Regions from separate parts of the Homo sapiens genome. Here region 1 is linked to region 2. Evidence: chromatin loops called from intact Hi-C (ENCODE). Cell type or tissue: OCI-LY7. All regions are shown on one strand. Links, peaks and the distances in the headings refer to the core of each region. The heading gives the core; the rest is flanking DNA. Region 1 overlaps PSMD9 (proteasome 26S subunit, non-ATPase 9). Region 2 holds the start of RHOF (ras homolog family member F, filopodia associated).

Evidence for each region. Hi-C counts contacts between places; a loop is a spot of excess contacts. Peaks named below come from ENCODE experiments on the same cell type or tissue, not always from the same donor. Only the 100,000 strongest peaks of a DNase experiment are listed, where the experiment ranks them.
Region 1: it touches region 2 in a loop (8-fold over the local background); 81 of 110 quality-filtered maps call a loop at or near these places.

The regions. Positions count from the first base shown.
Region 1 is chr12:121,890,781-121,899,100 of GRCh38, forward strand. PSMD9 (proteasome 26S subunit, non-ATPase 9) reads left to right here. Exons shown (of 6, transcript NM_002813.7): 2 at 3,959-4,061. Among named protein-coding and RNA genes, the nearest start is that of PSMD9, 6.2 kb to the left of the region's middle. In OCI-LY7, for the core only: CTCF peaks have their summits at 4,120 and 4,320; DNase peaks (open chromatin) are centred at 3,491 and 4,081; H3K4me3 peaks cover 1,511 bases; H3K27ac peaks cover 2,492 bases.
Region 2 is chr12:121,789,726-121,798,045 of GRCh38, forward strand. RHOF (ras homolog family member F, filopodia associated) reads right to left here and starts at 3,963. Exons shown (of 5, transcript NM_019034.3): 1 at 3,771-3,963; 2 at 3,427-3,514. The coding sequence starts at 3,908. LINC01089 (long intergenic non-protein coding RNA 1089) reads right to left here. Exons shown (of 4, transcript NR_152740.1): 4 at 5,542-6,517. It also overlaps a transcript of SETD1B not described here. RefSeq lists enhancers at 378-447, 528-727, 3,034-3,865, 3,871-4,411, 4,358-4,407 and 4 more and a silencer at 3,338-3,877. In OCI-LY7, for the core only: CTCF peaks have their summits at 2,731 (motif pointing right), 2,937, 4,618 (motif pointing left) and 5,417 (motif pointing right); DNase peaks (open chromatin) are centred at 316, 4,296, 4,676, 5,376 and 3 weaker places; H3K4me3 peaks cover 3,746 bases; H3K27ac peaks cover 4,747 bases.

The DNA.
Region 1 (8,320 bases), core at 272-8,271, 100 kb after region 2:
ATTTTAAAAGGAAATTTCAAAACTCCGCTGCATATGGAAAATGATAATCTCTTCTCTTAAATATAAGGTCAGATGCTTTGCATGTTGATACGGCATGTTGGTTGCTTCTGGCTAGCTGCTGTTGCTTGCTGAAAGCTTTCAGCCTGAAACCGTGCTCTATATTTGTTTTTAAAAAGTGGGTTTGGGCCGGGCCTGGTGGCTCACGCCTGTAATCCCAGCACTTTGGGAGGCCAAGGTGGGTGGATCACCTGAGGCCAGGATGGTCTCGATCTCCTGACCTCGTGATCCGCCCGCCTCGGCCTCCCAAAGTGCTGGGATTACAGGCTTGAGCCACCGCGCCAGGCCTACAAAAAATTTTTTTAAAAATTAGTTGGGCGTGGTGGTGCATGCCTGTAGTCCTAGCTACTTGGGAGGCTGAGGCAGGAGGATTGCTTGAACCCTGAATGTTGAGGCTGCAGGGAGCTATAATTGCACCACTGCACTCTCTTGTGGGTGACAGAGTGAGATGCTGTCTCTTTAAAAAAAAAAAAAAAAAAAAGGCCGGGTGCGGTGGCTCATGCCTCTAATCCCAGCACTTTGGGAGGCCGAGGCGGGCGGATCACGAGGTCAGGAGATCGAGACCATCCTGGCTAACACAGTGAAACCCCGTCTCTACTAAAAATACAAAAAATTAGCTGGACGTGGTGGCCAGCGCCTGTAGTCCCAGCTACTCTGGAGGCTGAGGCAGGAGAATGGCCTGAACCCGGGATGTGGAGCTTGCAGTGAGCCAAGATTGCGCCACTGCACTTCAGCCTGGGTGACAGAGCGAGACTCCGTCTCAAGAAAAAAGAAAAAAAAAAAAAAGACTGGGCATGGTGGCTCACGTCTGTAATCCCAGCACTTTGGAAGGCCGAGGTGTGTGGATCGCTTGAGGTCAGGAGTCCGAGACCAGCCTGGCCAACATGGTGAAACCCCGTCTCAACGAAAAATACAAAAATTAGCCAGGTGTGGTGGTACACATCTATAATCCCAGCTACCCGGGAGGCTGATGCAAGAGAATCACTTGAACCTGGGAGGCGGAGGTTGCAGTGAACCAAGACTGCACCACGACACTCCAGCCTGGGTGACAGAGATTCCATCTCAAAAAAAAAAAAAAAAAAAAAAAGAAGTGGACAGCTAAAACTATAAATCTCGTATAATAAAGCATAGGAGTAAATCTTCATGACCTTGGATTAGGCAAAGCCTTTTTAGATATGGCACCAAAAACACAAGCTACAAAAGAAAAAATGATAAGTTGGACTTCAACTTTAAAACTGTGTTTCAAAGGGCATAGTAAAATGAAAAGATAAGCTCCAGAATGGGAGAAAATATTTGCATATCATTTCTCTGATAAGAGGATAGTATCTAGACTATAATAAGAGCTCTTACAACTCAATAATAAAAAGACAGCCAATTAGAAGACAGGGAAAGGATCTGAATAAACATTTCTCCAAAGAAAATATGGTCAATACAAATGGTCAATGGCCAGGCGTGGTGGCTCATGCCTGTAATCCCAGGACTTTGGGAGTCTGAGGCAGGAGGATCACTTGAGGCCAGGGGTTTGAGACTAGCCTGGGCAACACAGTAAGAGCCTATCTTTACAAAAAATTCAAAATTAAAGGCCGGGCATGGTGGCTCATGCCTGTAATCCCAGCACTTTGGGAGGCCGAGGCTGGCAGATCACGAGGTCAGGAGATCGAGACCATCCTGGTTAACACGGTGAAACCCCGTCTCTACTAAAAATACAAAAAAATTAGCCGGGTGTGGTGGCAGACGCCTGTAGTCCCAGCTACTCGGGAGGCTGAGGCAGGAGAAGGGCCTGAACCCAGGAGGCGGAGCTTGCAGTGAGCCAAGATCTCGCCACTGTACTCTAGCCTGGGCAACAGAGCGAGACTCTGTCTTTAAAAAAAAAAAATTAAAAATTAAAAATTAGCCAGGTGTGATGACATGTGCCTGTGGTCCCAGCTACTTAGGAGGCTGAGACAGATCGCTTGAACCCAGGAGTTTAAGGCGGCAGTGAGCTATGAACACACCACTGCACCCGATCCTGGGCAACAGAAGATCTTGTCTCAAACCAATACAAACACAAAAGCCATTACCTTTTACACTTTACATGGGTCAGTTATATGGTATCTGAATTATATCTCAATAAAACTGTTATAAAAACAGAGGGTACTAGAGATAGCAAGTAACTGGGGTGTTGCAGAGACCAGCACCAAATGGACACTTTTGCCTTGACAATTGCAGGATTGTAGAGAATTGGGAGAGGAATATGTATTTTTGATTCAGGGTTATTTAATGCCGTGTGTGTGAGCTGCTAGTGTTATGGATCCCATCCTTTGAGAAGCATTATCCAATGTGATATTGATTCTCAAAGGCTGGTCAACCCTTAACCACTGTGGGAAGGCAGGAGCAGATACAGGTTTTTAGCCCCTGGCGCATTTCTGCAGTGTCACGGCGAGTCCTGTGTTAGGGGAGTGTGGAGAACTATCTCCCTGCGCAGTGGACAGTAGGTTTGGGTGTAACCCGGAGGCTTCCAGAGAGAAAGGGAGCAAAATGAATGGAATCCCTCTTCTCAGTGCCTGTGTACACTGGCAGCTTGTCCCTGGACTGACTAATCCTTACAGCCACTATTTATGACTTCTGCGCGTAGTCGTTTTCTGAGGCCACCTTAACACCACAGAGTTGGTGACTTAAAACAGGAATTTACTTTGTCCCAGCTCTGGAGGCCAGAAGTCTGAAATCAAGGTGTCAGCAGGGTTGGCTCCTTCTGCAGGCTCTGAGAGAGAAGCTCCCAAGCCTTTCTCCTGGCCTCTGGTGACTGCTGGCGGTCCTTGGCCTACAGCTGTGTCACTTGAACCTCTGCCTGCATCTTCATGTGGCCTTCCTCCTGTGTCTGTCCCACACCTACCTCTGCCTTTCTTTTATGAGGACACCAGCCACCAGATGAGCTTATCTCGAGATCCTTAACATAATTACATCTACAAAGACTCTTTTTCAAATAAAGTCATATTTACAGGTTCTGGGGGTTAGCTCGTGGTTATCTGTTTTTGGGGGCCGCTCTTCAACCCACTATGCTGTGTATGCGCGTGGCATGTGCTAAGTACTCTGCAGGTCAGCTCGTTAGTTCTTGCAGCAGGTAGGGAGGGAGGCGAGTGCTCCTATTCCCATTTTATAATTGAGGAAGCTGAGGCTTAGAGAGGAGAAGGTCTCAGCTAAGGATGCCCAGCTTGTACATGGCAGAGTTGAGATTCAAATTAAAGTCTAACCAATTGCAAAGCCCCTCCCCTGAACCATGTGACTGGTTTCACTGCTTTTGTGTACTCTCCTCTGACTCATGTTAAAAAAAAAAAAAGTGTTGTTTTGAATAAAGAATACATTCCCATAGGCAAAATTCAAAACCTACAGAGGGGTATAAAATGGACTGTCTCTCTCCCTGCCCTGTCACCTAGCCACCCAGTTCTTCTCCCCGGAGGCAGCTGGTGCTATCAGTTTCCTTCTTCAGATCTTTTTATTTTCAGAAGAATCAAAGCCCTGCCACAGCTGGGTGCTGTCTGGGCTTTTCACTCCCCTCTAGCTTCCAGGGCCAGCAGCCAGGTGTCAGCCACCTGTGGGAAGGAGGGTGTGAAGGAGTGGAGGAAGAGGCTGGCCTTGGGGATGATGCTCAAAGGAGTCTTTGGTTTTATCGGCACTGTTTTAACTTCAAAAAAGAATGGATTCATGCATTACTTGCGTCGTTAAAAATAAAAAATGAAAAACACAGTGCCCACCCCAGGGTAGTTGTGAGGGCATGAGTAGAGCCCCTGGTGTAAGTGATCAGTATGTGGCAGTTTTCATTACTGTCACCTTTATTATGACTTCAGAGGAGAAGGGTCTGGGGAAAGACATCCTGGGGACATTACACCCATGAGCACCTTTTAACCACGTTTCTTTCCTCCAGCAAAAAGGCATTGGGATGAACGAGCCGCTGGTGGACTGTGAGGGCTACCCCCGGTCAGACGTGGACCTGTACCAAGTCCGCACCGCCAGGCACAACATCATATGTGAGTGGCCCTCTTAGAAGACTTTCCCCACCTTGTGGTGGGAAGGTGTTAAAGGCATACAAATAAAACCAACTATCTGTATTATCTACTGCCTTCTCTTCTGCCTTGATGGGATTGTCTTGTCCCCATCCAAGGACTGAGAACCAAGGGAATGGGCTAGACTCTAAGGTTCTATATTTCTGGTTTCATTTTCTCTCTCTCTCTCTCTCTCTTTTTTTTTTGAGTCAGGGTCTTGCTCTGTCTTCCAGGCTGGAGTGCAGTGGTGCTAACATGACTCACTGCAGTCTCAACCCCCCAGGCTCCAAGTGCTCCTTCTGCCTCAGCCTCCCAAGTAGCTGGGACTATAGGCATGTGTCGCTGTGCCTGGCTAATTTTTTTTAGTAGAGACGAGTCTCACTAAGTGGCCCAGGTGAGTCTTGAACTCCTGGACTCAAGTGGTCCTCCTGCCTTGGCCTTCCAAGGTGCTGATTGTTTTTAATTAAAGAGCTAGCAGAGAGTACAGATTGGATAGTATATTTGTTTTCTGTTTCTGCCATAACAAATGACGTGATTTGTTTTTAATTAAAGAGCTAGCAGAGAGTACAGATTGGATAGTATATTTGTTTCTGTTTCTGCCATAACAAATGACCACAGACTTAGTAGCTGGAGATAAGAAGTCCAGATGGGTCTCACTGGACTAAAATCAAGGTGTTGGCAGGGCTGGCTCCTTCTGGAGGATCTAGGGGAGAACCTGTTCCTGGTCTTTTCTGGTTTCCAAAGGCTGCCCACCGTCCTTGGCTCATGGCTTCGTCCATCTACACAGCCAGCAGTCGCATTTCCCTCCCTCTGATTCTGTCATAACATCTCTTTCTCTCACTCTCCTGCCTCCCTCTTTCACCTATAAAGACCTCTGTGATGACACCAGGCCCACCTGGATAATCCAGGATCATGTCCGAATCTTAAGGTCCTTAATCACATCTGCAGAGCCTCTTTTGCCATGTAAGGTGGCATATTCCCAGCTTCTAGGGGCTAGGATGTGGATGTGTTGGGGGCCATTATCCACTCAGCCATAGGTAGGCAACCGTCTCCACCACAGAGTCCTATTAGCATTTATCCTCCACATTTTTCACTTACTAACTCCTCTTTAATCTGTTTGAATCTTGATTCCATCTGCATCACATCTTATTTATTTATTTATTTTTTGAGACGGAGTCTCGCTCTGTCACCCAGGTTGGAGTGCAGTGGCACGATCTTGGCTCACTGCAACTTCCACCTCCCGAGTGACAGAGCAAGAGACCGTCTCAAAAAAAAAAAAAAAATCTGTTTGAGCAATTCCTTATTGGTCTTTTTTTGAAAAATCTGTTCTCGGCCGGGTGCGGTGGCTCATGCCTGTAATCCCAGCACTTTGGGAAGCCAAGGCGGGCAGATCACCTGAGGTCAGGAGTTTGAGTCTAGCCTGACCAACATGGCAAAATCCTGTCTGTACTAAAAATAGAAAAATTAACTGGATGTGGTGGCACATGCCTGTAATTCCAGCTACTTGGGAGGCTGAGACAGGAGAATCACTTGAACCCAGGAGGCAGAGGTTGCAAAGAGCCGAGATTACACCACTGCACTCCACCCTGGGCGACAGAGCAAACAAAACTCTGTCTCAAAAAAAAGAAAGAAAATCTATTCTCAAAACAGCCCTTTTTAAAGAACAGTTATAGATTTACATAAAAATTGGAAAATAATGGCTGGGTGCGGTGGCTCACGCCTGTAATCCCAGCACACTGGGAGGCCGAGGTGGGCAGATCACCTGAGGTCGGGAGTTCGAGACCAGCCTGACCAACATGGAGAAACCCTGTCTCTACTAAAAATACAAAATTAGCTGGGCATGGTGGCACGAACCTGTAATCCCAGCTACTCAGGAGGTTGAGGCAGGAGAATCACTTGAACCCAGGAGGCGGAGGTTGCCGTGAGCCGAGATTGTGCCATTGCACTCCAGCCTGGGCAACAAGAGTGAAACTCTGTCTCAAAAAAAAAAAAAAAAAGAAAAGAAAAAAAAATTGGAAAATAATGCATAGGTCCTTTGGCTTCTGTATGTAATCTCCCGTGTTGTTAACAGCATATATACACATACATGTGTATATATCTACACATACATGTAAATATATACACACATACATGTGTATGTAAAATATACACATGCGTGTATATATGCAAAATACACATATGAGTGAATGACTCAGGCTGGGTGTAACCAAGATTTCACTTTTCTCTGAAATCCTCTAGAAGGAAAAATGCTGCATAAGCTGGGCACAGAGGCTCATGCCTGTAATCCCAGCACTTTGGGAGGCTGAGGCCTCCCAAATATATACACATGTGTATACACACAGGTTCAAGTGATTCTCCAGCCTTAGCTTCCCAAGTAGCTGGGATTACAGGTGCCCACCATCACACCGGACTAATTTTTTTTTTTTTTTTGAGATGGAATCTTGCTTAGCCACCTAGGCTGGAGTGCAGTGGCATGATCTCGGCTCACTCACTGCACTCACCATCTCCCGGGTTCAAGTGATTCTCCCATCTCAGCCTCCCAAGTAGCTGAGATTACAGGCATCCGCCATCGTGCCCGGCTAATTTTTATATTTTAGTAGAGACAGGGTTTCACCATGTTGGCCAGGCTGGTCTTGAACTCCTGACCTCAGGTGATCCGCCCGCCTCGGCCTCGACAGGCGTGAGCCACCATGCCTGGCCTAATTTTTTAGTAGTATTTTTTTAGTAGAGACGGGATTTCACCATGTTGGCCAGGCTGGTCTCCAACTCCTGACCTCAGGTGATCCGCCCGCCTCGGCCTCGACAGGCGTGAGCCACCATGCCTGGCCTAATTTTTTAGTAGTATTTTTTTAGTAGAGACGGGATTTCACCATGTTGGCCAGGCTGGTCTCGAACTCCTGACCTCAGGTGATCTGCCCGCCTCGGCCTCGCAAAGTGCTGGGATTACAGGCATGAGCCACCGCGCCCAGCTAACAGCTTATGTTAATATGGTACGTTTGTTATAATTGCAAATTTGTTTTTTGAAATACACTGCAGAAACATTTTGTACTGAAAAAAACCCTTTCAACATTTTGATTAGAATTGTAATATGTTGTAAATAGTCGTTCGTTCCATTCCCCAACAGCTGTGTATTGAGCACTTCCCTGTGCCAGGCATTGCAGAGTCTAGGGATGCTGTGGACCTCACTGGGGGAGGGCTTTTCTAGTGAAAGTGACCATGTATTATGTAAGTCTGCCTCCCAAGTGCATGTCTCCACTTGTTCAGATCTGGGTTCTTTTCCCACATCTGCTCCTGTGGGTTGAGAACTTGAATCCCTTCATGACTGAGGGTCTTGCCTTTGCTCCAAAGTGACAGTGGCAGAGGAGGCAGGTCAGGTAGTACCGCAATCCCACTGACAGGCACAAGGTATCAAAATACCAGCTGCTGTGCTGGCGTGGCCTGCAGATTGCCATGGTGGTTCACAACATTTTGAATTAGCTATCTGTACTGAAAAATCAGAGAATTTCACTTCAAAGATCCCAATTTTCAGCTTTTCTGGAAAAATCAAAGATTTTGTAGCATTGGGTCTTCCTCCCAAACCCAGCCAATTGGCAAGAGCCCTGTAGCAGGGGTGCCCTTTGGCCACCTCCCTGTGGACTCCCTCTCCTGGACTGAATGTCTCCAGGATTACTAGGCTTATGCAGCACTTTTTTTTTTTTTTTTTGAGACGAATTCTTGCTTTGTCGCCAGGCTGGAGGGCAGTGGTGCGATCTCGGCTCACTGCAACCTCCACCTCCTGGGTTCAAGTAATTCTCCTGCTTCAGCCTCCCAAGTAGCTGGGATTACAGGCACCCGCCACCACGCCCAGCTAATTTTTGTTTTTGTTTTGTTTTGTTTTGTTTTTGAGACGGAGTCTTGCTCTGTTGCCCAGGCTAGAGTGCAGTGGCGCGATCTCGGCTCACTGCAATCTCCGCCTCCCTGGTTCACGCCAATCTCCTGCCTCAGCCTCCCGAGTAGCTGGGACTACAGGCGCCTGCCATCATGCCCGGCTAATTTTTGTATTTTTAGTAGAGACGGGGTTTCACCGTGTTAGCCAGGATGGTCTCCATCTCCTGACCTCGTGATCCGGCCACCTTGACTTCCCAAAGTTCTGGGATTACAGGCCTGAGCCACCACGCTCGGCCTAATTTTTGTATTTTTTAGTAGAGACGGGGTTTCACCATGTTGGCAAGGTGGTCGCGATCTCTTGACCTCGTGATCTGCCT
Region 2 (8,320 bases), core at 275-8,274:
GCCTCCGGTGCTTCTGGGGCTCACAACACACATCTGTCCCTGGTTCCTTGTCTTAGCAAATCCTACTCCATTGCCTAACAATTTTCTTTCTGTTCCCATCTCAGGCTGAAAAGGGGACCACCGCTCCCCGGGCAACCCCTATCCCATCCTGTGCCCCTCTAACCCTGGACCCCACACCTTGGCCCTGATGAGCTCACTCTCCCGTCTGTGTCTTCACAGCCCACCTCACCCCGCCTCCCCCGGCCCAGGAAACTTCAGACTTCACCGCAGCTTCCTGCCTCAGAGGATGTCAGGGCCCCGGTGAGGCCGACAGAGCAGTGAGTGCCATGGCCCCCGCCCCTTCCCTTCTGAGCCCTGCGAGCCCCGTCACCCGATCTGCCCTCCCTCCGCTGTGGTGTCTGTAACTACTTCCTCAGGAGGGAGACAGCCACACGGGCCTTCCACGAGGGCCCCTGTGGGCAGCGTCCGGCCCCTGCCCAGGACCAGCGTTTGGTCCTGGGTGTGGAGAAATTCAGCCTCTGAGAGCCACCCCTGTCTCACAGCTCTGGTGGCCACCAGTCGGGAAGATGCCCCTTCCGCCACTGTGTGTGGCCCATTGGGTTCTAGAACTTTCTACAACTACGTTTACTAGACTCATTTCTGGCTTGGCCATTCCCTCACCCTCTTGGCCTTTGCCTCTCTCTACGTGGCCGCCTGGCCATGGCTTTCTGTCCTGTTCTCCTGAGAGCCGTCCACCTGCAGGCCGAGATGAATCATCTCCGGCATTCGGATCCACTACCCATTCATTCCATCACCTTCCAGGCCTTGCTCCATGACAAGCACTGGGACCTGGGCTCTCCCTGGTGGCACTCACTGACCAGGGGATTTCCTCCTATGAGCAAGCCTTCCCTGGTCACGGGGGGATACCCTACAGGGAGCAGCCAGATCTCTTCTCCCTGGGTGCCCCTCCTTGGGGTCTGTCAGACTGTGAGGCTAGCCACCTCCCCTGAGCCCTGCTTCTCTGCTGCTTGGAAGAGACTTGCCAGGGAAGATAGATCTCCCCGCTGCAGCAGGGTCTGGGGGTCAGCTTGGGGCATGGCACCGTAGATTCCAAAGCACAGGCTTGAGCTAGGGCTGGGCAGGGATGGTAGGAGGATCTTTTTAATTTTTTTTAATTTTTATTTTTTGAAACAGGGTCTCGCTCTGTTGCCCAGGCTGGAGTGCAGTAGCGTGATCTTGACTCACTGCAATTTCCGCCTCCTGGGTTCAAGCAATTCTCCTGCCTCAGCCTTCCGAGTAGCTGGGACTATAGGTATGTGCCAACACGCCTGGCTAATTTTTATACTTTTAGTAGAGACGGGGTTTCATCATGTTGCCCAGGCTGGTCTTGAACTCCTGGCTTCAAGCAATCCTCCTGCCTCAGCCTCCCAAAGTGCTGGGAGATGTAGTCTCGCCCTGTCACCCAGGCTGGACTGCAATGGCACAATCTCGGCTCACTGCAACCTCTGCCTCCCGGGTTCAAACGATTCTCCTGCCTCAGCCTCCCGAGTAGCTGGGATTACAGGTGCCCACCACCACACCCAGCTAATTTTTGGATTTTTAGTAGAGATGGGGTTTCACCATGTTGGGCAGGCTGGTGGACATCATATATTAATCTGATTTAATCCTCATGACCCTCTTAGTGCTCATGACAGATCAGGAAACTGAGGCCCAGACATCCCCAATGATACGTAGCCAATAGAGCTGGGGTCAAAGCCCAGATCTGACTCCAAAGAGGATGGCAGGAACAGGATGGGACCATGGATGGGATCCCCATGGTGCCAGTGGTCGCCTGCTTCTGGTGACTGTAGCAGGGGATGCTCCTCCATCCCTCTGGTAGCAGCTCTTAGCACAAATTCTTCCTACAGCAACTTGCAGCTTTCCAGAATCTCCACAACTCAATCTACTCTGACATGTTCCTTGAGCATCTCTCTCTGGGCAAGGCCAGAAAGGCCATCCCTGTTCTTATGATGTGGAGGCTGCCCTGAACAGTGAACCCCGGGACCTGATAGGGGAGGCCCTGATGGCAGAGGAGGAGGAAAGAAAAAACCTCCTGACCTCTTGCAGGGCAGTGGGTTGCTGTGAATGTCTCCACCCAGCAGCACTTGACTCAAAAAGTGGGTCAATGACCTTGCCCCTCCCTGGCTACTGCACAGGAAACATGAGAGTAAAGGTGTCCCAGACCATGACTTTTACTACCCCCGGGCCACGCCCCGGGAATTCCTCTGATGCCTCAGCTCTCCCAGCTCACCAGGGGCTAGAGACAGGCGCTGTTTTGGGGTTGGCCCTACAGGGCCCACATCCCACAAAGACAGGTTCCTCAGAGGCCACGATAGGACCTGCTGAAGTCGGAATGGAGGGGGGCTCTGAGCTAGGACAGCCCCTTTTCGGGTCCTCTCCAAGGTCTAGGTGGGGGTGGAGGTGTCTGGATTTTGGCTCCATCCTAGGTCAGTGTCTGACCTCACCTCACACACACAAGGCTTGGCTGGCCGGAGAGGGCCACCGGATGACGTGGTTCCCTGCAGGTCACTAAACACTGAGTCACAGAGGTGGGGTGAGGCCCCACCTGGGGATCTCAACCTTTGGTCCCCAATGTTGATGAAGCCCAGATGGGAGTCAGGGTCCTCCCACTGACTGTTTCTCCTGTCCCCACCCCTCACAACACCGACTCCCAAGCAATTGCACATAAATCCGTAAACCACCCGTGGGGGCCTGCAGGTGGCAGGCAGAGCCTGGTGTGGGGCCCCTGCCCCCAGTGCTCTGTTCCTTCCTCAGTTCATTTTCTACACTGTCTGGTTTTGTCCCAGGGAACTAGGAAAGCACAGAAGTAATTGTAGCCACGCAATTCCAGAACCACCAACTGCAAGCCGTGGAATCCTGGGAGCTGCAGACACAGAACTCGCATCCACAGGACCCCAGAGCCTCAGGCTGCAGAGCGCAGGCCACAGAGCCCTGGAGCCACAGGCTGATCTGCAGCCGGGAGCATCCCAGAACCACAGGACCCAGACACACAGCCCAGGCAATCCGAGCACCAAGGGACTCAAATCTGCAGCTCACAGAGTCTGCAGAGACCACAGCAGGTAGCGCAGCAATCCTGGAACCATGGGAGGCCCAAGAGCAGCCCACTGCTTTCTAGAACCACAGGAGAGGAACGAGCTGTGGGCTCTCAGCACAGAGCTGGGAGGGTGGCCCCAGAGTTCACCTCCTCCTCCAAACACCTTCCACTTACGTATAGGGCTTGGCCTCTAGGGCCCCGCAGCCAGCGCCCCTGAGCGGCCTCCAGGAGTGAAGAGCCGGCCAAGGCCCTGCCAAGGCTGCAGGGCGGGGACACCCAGTGGGGGACGCCCGGGAGGGGAAACCCTTCGGGCGGGCGGACCCTCGGGCCCCCCGGCGCGCAGGCGCACTCACCGGCCGTGTCGTAGAGGTTCAGGGTCACCTCCTTGCTGCCAACGGTCACGCTGGCCGTGTACTTCTCGAACACCGATGGGGCGTAGTGCTGCGGGAGAGGGGGTCGGGTTGGTCCTTAGTGGGGCCGGCGGGGGCCAAAGTTCCAGCTGAATCCACTGTCCACCCCCCTCACTCGTCCCGGATCAGCCCCCCCTCACCCCGCTGGGCTCTGGAATTCCCGAGGGGGCGCCCCGGGGTGGCGGCCGCCTGTCCGTGCTCGGGACGCTGGGGACTGAGGGTCGGGGCTCTGGGCTCAGGGTAAGGGGCGTCCCTCGCCCCCACCCCAGCCCCGCTGCGGGCCTCACCTCGGGGAAGGAGCCCTGGCTGTACACCATGAGCAGCGAGGTCTTGCCGCAGCCGCCGTCGCCCACGATCACGATCTTCAGCTCCTTCCTGCCCGGACCGGGGGCGGCGGTCTGGGCCAGGGCCCCGGGGGCATCCATTGCCCGGAGCCCGCAGCACTGGCGGCGGCGCGCCGGGCACTAGCGGAGCCAAGAGGTCGGGGGCGGGGCGGGGCCGGAACCAGCCCCGCCCACTCGGAGCAGCGCCGCCTCCGCCAGGCAGCCTCCCGGCCGACCTCCCAGCCTCAGTTTCCTTTCTGCTAAGGTCTCAGCCCTGGGTGTGGGTATTCAGCTCTCAGTCCCAGGGATACTGCAGCACCGGAAAAACGGGGCTCAGCTGCGAGCAAAGCTCCCACCCCCAACCCACCGCCACCCTCCGCGCGTCACGTCGCGCCCCTCGCCGGCGAGACCCGATCGTGGCTGCCCAGCGACTCCAGGTGCCCCTGATTAGCAGGCTCCGCCTTCGGCAGGGACCCTCTGATTGGCTGGCGCGGCCAGACAGGGTCTCCCGGATTGGCTGGCTGTGCCTCCGCACCGGGTTCGAGAAGCCCCCGGCCTCCAGCTCCGGGAAGAGCCCCTCAACTTTGCACTGCCCCAGCGGTGTGGCTTGGCACATGTCCGCCTCTGGCCTCAGCTTCCCCACAGGAGGTAGCGGCGGTGGCACCAGGGAAGATGCTGACGCGAGAGTCATGTCTGCCCACCTCGCCTGGGCCAGGGACGCCAGCGTGCACGCGGGTTCGGGGTGAGGGACTGGGCTCCGCTTACCCGCACCCCGACCCTGGGCTGCAGGGTGGACGTCTGACGCCCTCTGCCGGGCAATCGCCTCGGCGCCGGCCGCTCCGGGCGCAGGTTGGCCCGAAACCACTAGGGGCGGCCGCCTCCTTCCGGCAGGAGCCAGAGGCGTGAACCACGCAAGACGTCGTCAGGGAGGGGCAGGTTGGAGTAGCTCTAGTTGAAGTCAACTTGGTCCCTCTCCTGGAGCTTTGGAGACTGATAACCCCACACCCACCAAGAAATGTAAGAAAATGCGTTTCCTTGCCAGCAGCCACATGTCCTTCATCCCAGGAATCCCCCCAACTCTCCCATCCCCTGATCAAAACAGCTTATTTGTTGAGCACTTACTGTAGGCAGTGCTATCAGGGCTGCTGGCTGAATTACCCGTAACCCCCACCCCTCCTCTTACTCCTCACCCTGGGCGGGCTGACTGCCCTCTGCACCACCCAGATGAGTCGACAGGGTGGCAGAGGGACCCCCCCCTGGAGCCGGTCCACGGCAGACAGGCACGAGAGCATGGCCGAGAGTGGGATCCTACCAGCTGGGGTAGGAAGAGCCCATTTCTAACAAAACCCCCAACAGCAGCATGGTTGGGGGCAAGTGGCCTTCGTAGTTTCCTCAGATAGGGGCTGGCAGGACTCAGGATCTTTTTGCTGGCGACCCCACCCCGAAGACTCCCAGTTTTCAAGGTCTCGGCAAGGGTCATGTAAACCTCACTTCGTGGAGGAAAACCGCCAACCTGGCAGTTCCATGGTCAAGGTTCTCACAGTGCAAGCAAGGCACGGTCTGACCACCAGAGGGCAGCAGCGACCGCCCACAGAATCCCAAGACCACAGCAGAGCTGGGAAGGGGAGGCCGGGGAGGCACCCCAGGTTCTCAGTGGACGCCCTCTTCAGGCACTGGGCAAAGGGTAATCTCCTGGGTCAAGCACCCCCTAGACAAATGCACAGCAACTCATCCATTCCTTTTTTGCAACACGTTTATTGAGAGGCAGTTGTGCTCCAGCCTTCCAGGAGGTCACAGTCTTAGGGGAAGCAGTGCAATGGAGGTTGGAAGCAGGGGAACCCTTTACTGAAGGCTGAGCGCTGGCTGGCACACTAGGCCTGGCAGCACTGGAGGGCAGGCAGGGAAAGTAGGGTGGGTAACCCAGCCTGGCAAATGCACGGCAGCTAGAAAACCTCTTCAGGTTCTGGGGTGGCTGGGCCATGAGAGGGGAGGCCAGGCAGGGCTGTCAAGGTAACCGGGGTCAGATCATGGAGTTGCCTGCCAGGCTCCACAGGAGTGGGGGACAGAAGCAGAGCAACCCAGCTACCAGCCGGGCCCTGAGCTCCCTCAGGGTGACCAGGGAGGAGCTGTGACTGGCTGGGGAGGCAGGGCTGGGGCCGAGGTTCCCCAGGACGACAGGAGGGAGCCAAGGCACTCTAAGAGGTGGAAGAAGAGGACCAGAAGCTGGTGAGTGCATCACTGGAGCCCATAGGAGGGCTCCTGACTGTCCTCAAAAGCCTCAGACCTCAGTGTCCACTTTCTCCATCCAAGAAATGGGGCTGTGATCTCTGCTTATGACAGCACAAGCTTGCACAGAAGTGGAGGCGGGAAATAAGCACAAGTGTGCCTTCCCAGCCCGGCCTGGGTCCAGGCAGAACAGCTGATACTGGCCCCAGTCTGCCCACCCACCCCTGCTGGCCAGGAGGCTGGCAGAACCCCAGCCCCACCTGCCTGGAGCGCGTTTGATTTGGACTCGACTGTTGTGGTGATGGAGGGGGGCTGGATCTGTAGCTAAAAATACCTCGGAGCCAAGCCAGCTGCTCAGAGCTTCCTCGGAGGCTGGGCCGCGCTGGGCCCACTGAGGAACTGGGCATGCCCACCCAGGAGGTAGCTCCCTTACCTGCTAGAGGTTGAGGGCCTGAGTCACTCCCCCTTCCAGTCACCAGGAATTCCTGGAGAGTTTGAGAAAGCAAGAAAGATTCTTTAAGCTGGTTCCTGACACAACAGCTGTTAGGCCACTGAAGCCTGGGGGAGCGGCCGGGTGGCATTTGTGGGGTCAGCTCATCGGTGTCCACACAGGGGCCTATGCCATAGTGCGGCCAACAGGGAAACTGAGCCCTGGAGAGTTGCAGGGGCCCAGCCACTGCTGTGTTGTCAGAGCAAAGTCCAGCCAGCCCCAGTGAGGCTGGAGGCAACGCTGTGGCACCCACTTCCCTGGATGCCTGAGAACCCTGCAGAGGGGCCACCCACATGAGGCAGAAGACACTCAGCCTTCAGGGATGAAGCTACTCCCTGAGGTCCCAGGGACGGGAGCTGGCCTGGCAAATACATCTACCCTGCCTGAGCAGTCCCCAGGCCTTGGCTGCCCATGAGCACTCGGGGACAGGCCAGAGACAAGGCCACTCCTTGAGTGCTAAAAGTTCCCGTCACAAAAGCCAGACTCAGCAACAGCTCAAAACATTATTGTCCGGCCAGGCGCGGTGGCTCATGCCTGTAATCCCAGCACTTTGGGAGGCCGAGGTGGGCGGATCACCTGAGGTCAGTTTGAGACCAGCCTGACCAACATGGAGAAACCCTGTCTCTACTAAAAATACAAAATTATCCGGGCGTGGTGGCACATGCCTGTAATCCCAGCTACTCGGAGGCTGAGGCAGGAGAATCGCTTGAACCCTGGAGGCGGAGGTTGCGGTGAGCCCAGATCACACCATTGCCTGGGCAACAAGAGCGAAACTCTGTCTCAAAAAAAAAAAAAAAAAAATTATTGCTGGACCTGCTCCTCCCAGCGCTCAGGGGCAGGAGCTTGCTGGAAGTCACATGCCAGCTACAGATGCACTGGGCCAGACGACCTGAGATGGTGGTGCCACCTCACTGCACAGCCCAGGCAGAGGCTGTGTCTCCACCCAGAGGGTCCGAAAGGTCATGTTCCACGCTAGGGCTCCGGGCGGAGAGGCCGGAAGAGGCGGGGATGCCGGCGACTCAGTAGTAAGGCAAGTCCTGCCACCTCCTGGCCGGCCCTTCCGCTGGCGTGGCCCTCTCTCTGCAAGCCCTGGGGCCCAGCGCCAGCAGCGGCCCCGCCCCGCGTTCGCTGGGTGACCGGTGGGCGGGGCGCCCTCGAGGGACCAGCAGGAACAGCAGCAGGAGGACAAACTGCCTCACCCTCCCTGCCCCAAGAGGTGATGGTGGGGGGACAAAGAAAGAAGAGGGACCAAAGCAGAGAGAGAGGGGTACAGTCCAGCCAGGTGGGTCCCGACACCGTGCCGAGAACCACATCCAGACCACAGCTGAGCACCCAACAGCTCACTGATTGGATCCAGGGAGGGGAGAAACTGGCTGGAGCCCTCCAGGGTGCAGCTGGGAGGGAGACGTACATCAATTACTTAATTATCCAAAGCAGGTGGGGAGTAAAGACCCCACCCGGAGAGCAACGAAGACTCTAAAGGGAGGCGCCACACCCTCGGGCGGCAGAGGGTAACGTGAGAGCAACGGGGTTCAATGGCAGAGCCAAATTTAAAACAGGTTTCAGGGAGTATAGAAGGAGGAGGCTTTTGGGATATTAACAATGTGAACCTCAATTTTTATCAGGTGCTTTCGCCCTCTTGCTGTACTTGGGCAGCGGGGAGTCTGGGCAGGAACACTCTTCCCTCCCAGCAAAGGAGCTGGACCCAGCACGGCTCATCGGGGATTGAAGACCCAGCCCTGGCCCTCACAGGAGGAGCCAACAGCACCACGCCAGTTACTTCCAACCAGACAGTCCC